Regions from separate parts of the Homo sapiens genome. Here region 1 is linked to region 2. The links are chromatin contacts, found by Hi-C or POLR2A ChIA-PET in ENCODE. All regions are on one chromosome and are shown on one strand. The core of a region is the stretch at or near the end of the contact, and the rest is flanking DNA. Distances in the headings are between cores, read along the strand shown.

Evidence for each region. Hi-C counts contacts between places; a loop is a spot of excess contacts on that map. ChIA-PET counts read pairs that join two places held with the same protein, here RNA polymerase II (POLR2A).
Region 1: a map of ascending aorta shows a loop between it and region 2 (5-fold over the local background). The contact joins the promoter of VEGFC here to the promoter of CEP44 in region 2. A Hi-C loop is called at or near these places in 1 of 168 maps with a recorded cell type or tissue (ascending aorta). POLR2A ChIA-PET finds 5 or more read pairs at or near these places in 1 of 52 experiments (BJ).

Annotation. Positions count from the first base shown.
Region 1 is chr4:176,790,889-176,794,334 of GRCh38, forward strand. It overlaps VEGFC (vascular endothelial growth factor C), which reads right to left and starts at 2,034. Exons shown (of 7, transcript NM_005429.5): 1 at 1,277-2,034. The coding sequence starts at 1,423.
Region 2 is chr4:174,282,352-174,285,581 of GRCh38, forward strand. CEP44 (centrosomal protein 44) reads left to right here and starts at 1,560. Exons shown (of 12, transcript NM_001040157.3): 1 at 1,560-1,592. It overlaps FBXO8 (F-box protein 8), which reads right to left and starts at 1,316. Exons shown (of 6, transcript NM_012180.3): 1 at 1,059-1,316. RefSeq lists an enhancer at 1,511-1,760 and a silencer at 1,525-1,792.

The DNA.
Region 1 (3,446 bases), core at 784-3,283, 2.5 Mb after region 2:
TTGTGATTCACAGAATGCAGTCTGTTCTATTTCATGTATATTGTTTTTACTCAAGAGGCATTCCTTTAACCCCTATATTAAATTATTACACATTCCAACATTTTAATGTTTTCCCAAAATTTAAATGCAAAGGTAGTTTGATTTCCAAAAATTAGTCTTCTCAATCTTTAAGTGTATTTCAAAATATAAATATAAATAAAATATTTCAAAATATAAGGCTATTTTCTACACATTGTGTATGTGTTAATCAACAGTCAAATTAAAGTTGACTGTAACACACCACAGGTACCTCTCCACTTGCCACCAGTTGAAATAAACTACCGCAGTATAGTTCCAGCAAGGGGTACTGCAAGTGTTTGAACTGAAATGTCGAATATAACTTCTTTAGGAACTCTCTTAAGCATACTCTATATGGTTATGGCAGGTATGAACTTTTTAGATAAAGATATACTCTTTTGGAAGAGCCAGTAAGAAGTAGGAACACACACAAATCCTTTTTCAAAATCAGGATGCCTCAAAAGTATTTTGGCAACATTTTCAGGCAAAGGATTAAACACCTCTTATTTAAAAGAAAACAAAACAAACAAAAAACCCAAACAAGAAAAAAAAAAACTTAGTTTGCAGTATCTCATGACCAGATTTTAGGAATGAAGAGCTTATAAAGTTGAAACAAGCCTTGCATTGCTTGATTGTGATCTAACTGACTCTAATCTCCCGTTACATCTCAAGTCTGACCAACTTCAAGTGAACTCTGAAAGCTCTGGAGCCTGGTTACTAAAGTCCCTGACACTTTTTTTCTAAAGTCGCTCACAGCGCCTGGTGCTCTGCAGACTATGAACACTCCAGGAAAGTAAGGCTGGGTTGACTGATCACCAGTGTCCCAGAATCTGTTTGGAGTCCCATGAATCAGCTGGGGAAAGAAACGAGCATTTCCCGACCAAAATGAACTCATACTCTCCAGAGCCCCGCTGACTGGGCAGGGTTCAAGACCCCTTGGTTGCCCCAGAGGAAACCAGTCTGAAATAGATTTCGGGATCTCTCACTGGGCACCTCTCCGGGCCCTTCACTCGTGTAACTTGCTTGCCTCTCTAGTAACAACTTTCTATTTAAAAAGAAGAAGATTTTTCTCCAAAGCAGCGTGCACTGAGCTCAGTAACTTTGGATCCCACGTACACAAGCTTAAAGCACACACACTTTCCCCCGCGCAGGTTCTCGGGTCCGCCGCAGACCCTAACGCAAACTCTCGGGTTCTCCGCAAACCCTAACGCAGACCTACCGTGGCCTCGCCCGCGTCGGGCTCCGCGTCCGAGAGGTCGAGTCCGGACTCGAAGGCGGCGGCGGCGGCGGGCGCCTCGCGAGGACCCGGGAGCAGCGCAGCGGCGAGCAGAGAACACGCCACAGAGAAGAAGCCCAGCAAGTGCATGGTGGAAGGACCGGGGGTGGGGGACCGGTCCGCTGGCGGGGGCAGGGGTGGGGGCGCGGGCGCCCCTGCGAGGCCGCGGGCCCCTCCTGGTCCCTCTCCCCCGGGCTCCTCCCGGCGACCCCCCCTGGGCGAGCCGGAGGCGGCGGGAGCGGGTCCGGGGCTCCGCGTTCCCAACTTTGCAGGGCGCCCTCCCAGCCAGTGCCGGGGAAAGGCGGCGGGTGTCAGGTAAAAGCCTCACAGGAAACCGGACATCCGAGCTCCCCGCATTCGGAGCCCGCGAGGTGAAGCGAGGGCGAGGGAGGACGCCGCCGCGGTCCGCGTCGGTGTAGCTTTTTGGAGAGGCGGGGCGGGGGACACCAGAACACCCCGCGATGTTCAGCCCCTCCAAACCCGCCAGAGCCCTCGTCCCCCTCCTCCCTCCCCTTCCCCGAAGTGAGAGGAGCCGGGCCGCGGGCGCTGCGGCGGGGGCGCTGGCGGCGGTGCCGGGGGCGGGAGGAGGGCGGCGGGGCGGCTGGCGGCGGCGGGGCCCGGGAGCGCCGCGGCGCAGGATCCTCCAGAGCGCGCCGGGCTGAGCGGCGGCGGCGGCGGCGGCGGGCGCAGGGGCAGGGCATGACTGACGCGCCCTCTGCCTGCGCTTATGTGAGAGAAAGCGGCCGAGGGAGGGAGCGTGCCGAGCCCGGGCTGCCCTCCCCTCTCACTCTCCCTCGGAAGCCGTCTCCCTGGAGCTCCCCGTTTCCCTCGCCTCCTCCCCGGCGGCCCCACCTCCCCCGGCCCCCCTCTGGATCTCTCCCTCCCCGCCCCTGTCCCCTGCGGGGAGCGGGCGGCCGGAGGGGCAAGTTCAGTCCCGGGGCTGGCGGTTGGCGGGACCGGCTTTAGAGGTGATGCGACCACCCTGGACCACGTGCAGCGGGGAGAAACTGGGCACCGTGGGGTGGAGGGAGCCCCCGCTTTATCCTCGGCCACTCCCGAGTTCTTGTCCTCCCTCCCGCACGCCTGGCCCCCAGAGCCCTGCTCAAAGTTTGGAAATGTCCTGGGGGTTGTAAAAGTTCCAAGAAAAGGTCATCACTATGTCAGAGAACCCTATGGGACCTCGGAGGGGTCCCCTCTCTCCCTTGGTCTGTGTAGTTGAAAGTTGCCTGATGATCCAAGAACCGCAGTTCTCAGGATGCAGTGCAGGCTGTTGGGATGGATGCTAATGATCCCTTTGGAATCCTAAACTTCTGACAGGTGAAGAGAAGGGCCAGAATCTTCGTGGAGAGTAAAGAGACACATTGTCAGCTTCTGCAAGAAGTTGGTTTACTTGAAAAAGGGGGTGATAAAGAGAGATGTGTGTGAGACATATTCCAGAAAGGATGTGTAGCATCCAAAGAAAAGTGACTGCATTTCCCCATTGGAAAAGCACTGGGGTTTCCGTTGGGCTGGTGGCATTGGCTAGCTGCCTCCTTGGGGCAGGGTGAGCAGGTTACAGAGGACCACGCTAAGGGGTTTCAACAGTGTACAGAACATCAAAAGTCTGCCTTTCACTCCCAATCTACTTTTAAGTACACAGATGTTATAGGTCCATAATATCTTACCGGAAGAAGAGACTTTCTTATCTGGTTCAACTCTAGATTTGAAACTCCTCACCCATAATTTACTTGAAGGCTTAAATATCTCAAAGGACAGGGAACCTTCCATTCTGTGTGGCTGTTCACTCCCTTTATTGATGAGCAACACTGCTGAAAAGCATTTCCTTCTATCTCTCTATTGCTTTTGACTCCTGGAGTTTTACACAATAAATCTAATCTCACTTCCACAACTGAGTCCTTCAAATATTTTGAAAATATTTATCATGGTCTCCCTAAGCTAACTTTACTCCTGGCTAAATATCCCTTTTATTCCCCAAGATGACAGTTCCAGTTTCCCCCCTTAACCATACTGTTAGCTTTCCATGTTCATGAAGTATGCGGTTGAGAACATGGCTCGGTACTTAGTGCTGTAATGAGCATGCAGAATGGACAGTATGCCTTTGTTGATACAGCCT
Region 2 (3,230 bases), core at 310-2,809:
TGTACAGAAACTGATAATATTTGTTGTTTTAAGCTGGGGTAAATTTGGGGGTAATTTGTTACCCAGCAATAGACAACTAATGAAGTACCTCATCAGACATATTGTCAGGTTAATTGGCTAAAGATGAATTTCTGACCCAATATGAAAAAAATAATAAAACTTATGCATTCTTTATTCTGAAACCTACTCTGTTTCACATATCATTTTCGTGAAGGGTAGAGTTGAGAAGTGTGTAGAGCTCCTACCTCAGAAATACATTACTTCAAACATTAAAAGAAGGAAGAGGAAAGCTGAAATAGAAAACATAAATTGTCTTCACTTTACCGTAATAAAAATCATGATATATTCATTTGTGGATATACACCTAGGAGCCTTGAAAATGAATATTTTACTTGTAAAACAAGTAGAATCAATTATTTTATTAGTAAATTCATACAGAACCTAAAAATAAAACTAAAAAAATTAAATGACTGAGGATTGGGATCCATTTATGTGATTTTGCCAAATAAATATTGAGAACCTTCTACGTAAGAGATTAGAACCCAGTCGCTGAGAAACAAATAAAAGACAAGTTTGACAAGTTTTATAACCCAAGTTTGACTACTGTAGCAGCTAGCAATCCATCGTGATCTTAACTATACTTGTGTTTGCATTCATATTACTGGAAAGTGGTAAAGAACCAAAAACTGTCTAGGAACCAAAATAACACTCGACCCGAAAACCAACACTTGGACCTGAAGAAAGTAACCCTTGTCATTTCTCAGGTTTATTTCACAATGACGCTGGGTTACTACTTGGAGTCCTAAACCGAACTACACCCCAATGGCCTAGAAACAGAAGGAACACACCCAGTTCCGCCTCCTGACAGTGATTCCTCACTTTAATGAGCCACCACTACTGTCACTCAAGATGCTTCGCACTGTCATTGGTCGCAAACTCTTGCTGGTCGGCCAGTTTCGGCCAACTGGCAAGCACTGGTTGTCTTTATTTTCGAGAAAAGTGAAGGTGAACAGGGAAAAGAGACAAGAGATCTAAAATATCTAGGTTGACTCCTGTACCTGAGCGACCTGCGATCTCCACCGCCGCCGCGACGAATTGGCCTCTGGGCGGGGACTTTTAGCCAAAAGGAAAATGGCTCAGCCGGGAACTGGTGCCCAGGCCATGGAGAAGCTGATTCAAACTTTACTTGTCCACACCGGTAGAGGTGACCGCGATGAGAATACCAGAAACAGCACTACGACCCTCAGAACTCAGGGTACCTCCAGCTGCAGGGGCCAGAACTGCCGACTATCCCAATTTTGACGTTTCCTATTGTTGCCGGAAGTGACGTTAGGCTCCGACTCTTAACGGAGACGCATTTTTATTTCTGTTGTTTACGATTCGCTATAGATTCCTTGTTTCTCACTTCGTAGCACGAGCCACTCTGACCATCAAGATCAGAAAAACTTCTCAGCTGCAAGTTAGAAGTGGACTGGCCATTGAGGAGGCTCTCAGCGGAGTCGCTCTTCACAGGAGTCTTGAACGCGGTGTGGAATCGGCAGCGAGGAATCCTGGAGCACAGAGAAGCTCCCAGCTTTGAAGGTCTTGCGGTGGTGCGTGGCGGGCAGGAACCCACAATTCCAAATACAAACGGTCGGCGCGAGAAGCGCTTCTGGGCGCAGGCGCCTGGCTGTAGCGACTGGTTGCGGGAGGCTGGACTCTGGTGACTGTGTATGGTTGCATATGCTCCGTTTTCCTCTCCCTGTCGTGCTGGGCCTTTGAAACCGGCTTCTTTGCTGGTGGCTGCTTGGTGAGCCCCGAGGAGACGGCAAGGCTGCGCCTGGTATTGGGCGGAGGTCGCCTCTCTCCGCCGTCCTTACAGAGACCCCGGGCGGAGACGAATGACCAGATCCGCCTTTTCATTCTTTTAAATCAAATGGCGGGAGGGGAGCCTTGCTTATATACCCAACTAGTATATGCTTTTAGTCACAACGAAGTGGGAAGTATCGTGGTAGCTCATCCTATCAGAATTAGGTTGTGACTTAGGGTTGGAAAGTTATAGGCTTACTGATTCCTATTGGATCCTCTGGGGTGAGGATACAAACGGCTCCTGACTATAAGGAAGACAGGACAGCAGTTCGTGTTTTCCTTGTTGGCATTTCCCCAGCTTTTCAAATATTTCTCCACCTTTATTGAAGGCTACAGATTTTTCCCTCACTGTAACAAGTTAATCTTGAAGTTGTTATTCTCTTTTACTCTGGAATTATGGCCATGCTAGACTGTTTTTTTCCCGAATTATCTGCAGACCTTTTAATTTTATGTGTGAACACAGCAGTCCCGTTGAACTCTTTACTTGTCCCTTACTCCTCCCCACTCCCGCCCAGCTTTCTCGATGCTTTGCCTTTCTCAGACCTTTCTCCTATCTCTTAGAGAAGTATTTCCCTAATATCTTTTGCAGTTTCATAAACTGTTTTTCTCATCTTTACTTTTTTGTTTTTGATACGTGTTTTTAGATAATATCGAGCATTATGTGCTATGTCACAAACTCTTAGCCATTGACTGTTATTAGAGTCAGTGTAGTTGCTTCATTCTAAACAAAAATCACTCTGGTCCAGTGACATTCTATTGGGAGGCATTGTTTTAATGACCTCTAACAGCAATGAGATTGAGCGATGTTGAAAATCCTAAACTGCTAGAGTACACTATTTTCACAACCTCTCCCACAAGTTCAATTGCGCAGATCTGACTTGTAGACAAGGAAGGAAGCTAGAAAGGAATATTGAGAGCTTCTTTATTATTGAATCTATGCTGCAAGCTGAGTGGTATCTCCTTTTTTCCTTAGTTTGCCTTTGATCAGTGCTATAAGTTGAAAATGTTAAATTTTTAAAAGTATTTTTCATTAATGAAAGTAAGGTGTTAAAATGTACATAAGTAATAGATTGGCTTCTTTTAATGTCTTGTTTTTAAGGCTTTTGAATTTTATAGTAGACTTAGTAAAGCCCTTTGTGAGAATGTAGAGCAGTAGCTGTAATTTTATTCTGTGATAATCCCAATTTTAAATCCCTTTATTTTTCTGTCTCCTATCACTTACCTCGTTCACGAGCTCTGCTTGTATTACTCTTCAAAATATTTATTCACTGGTACTGAAGAGAGACATAACTTTGTTGTCAGAAATTCCATTATCAGAGGTAGAAATCATGTAAGAGACACTGAAATGTTTTCCAAAATGTCAGAAAAAGGAAAGGTGAGAA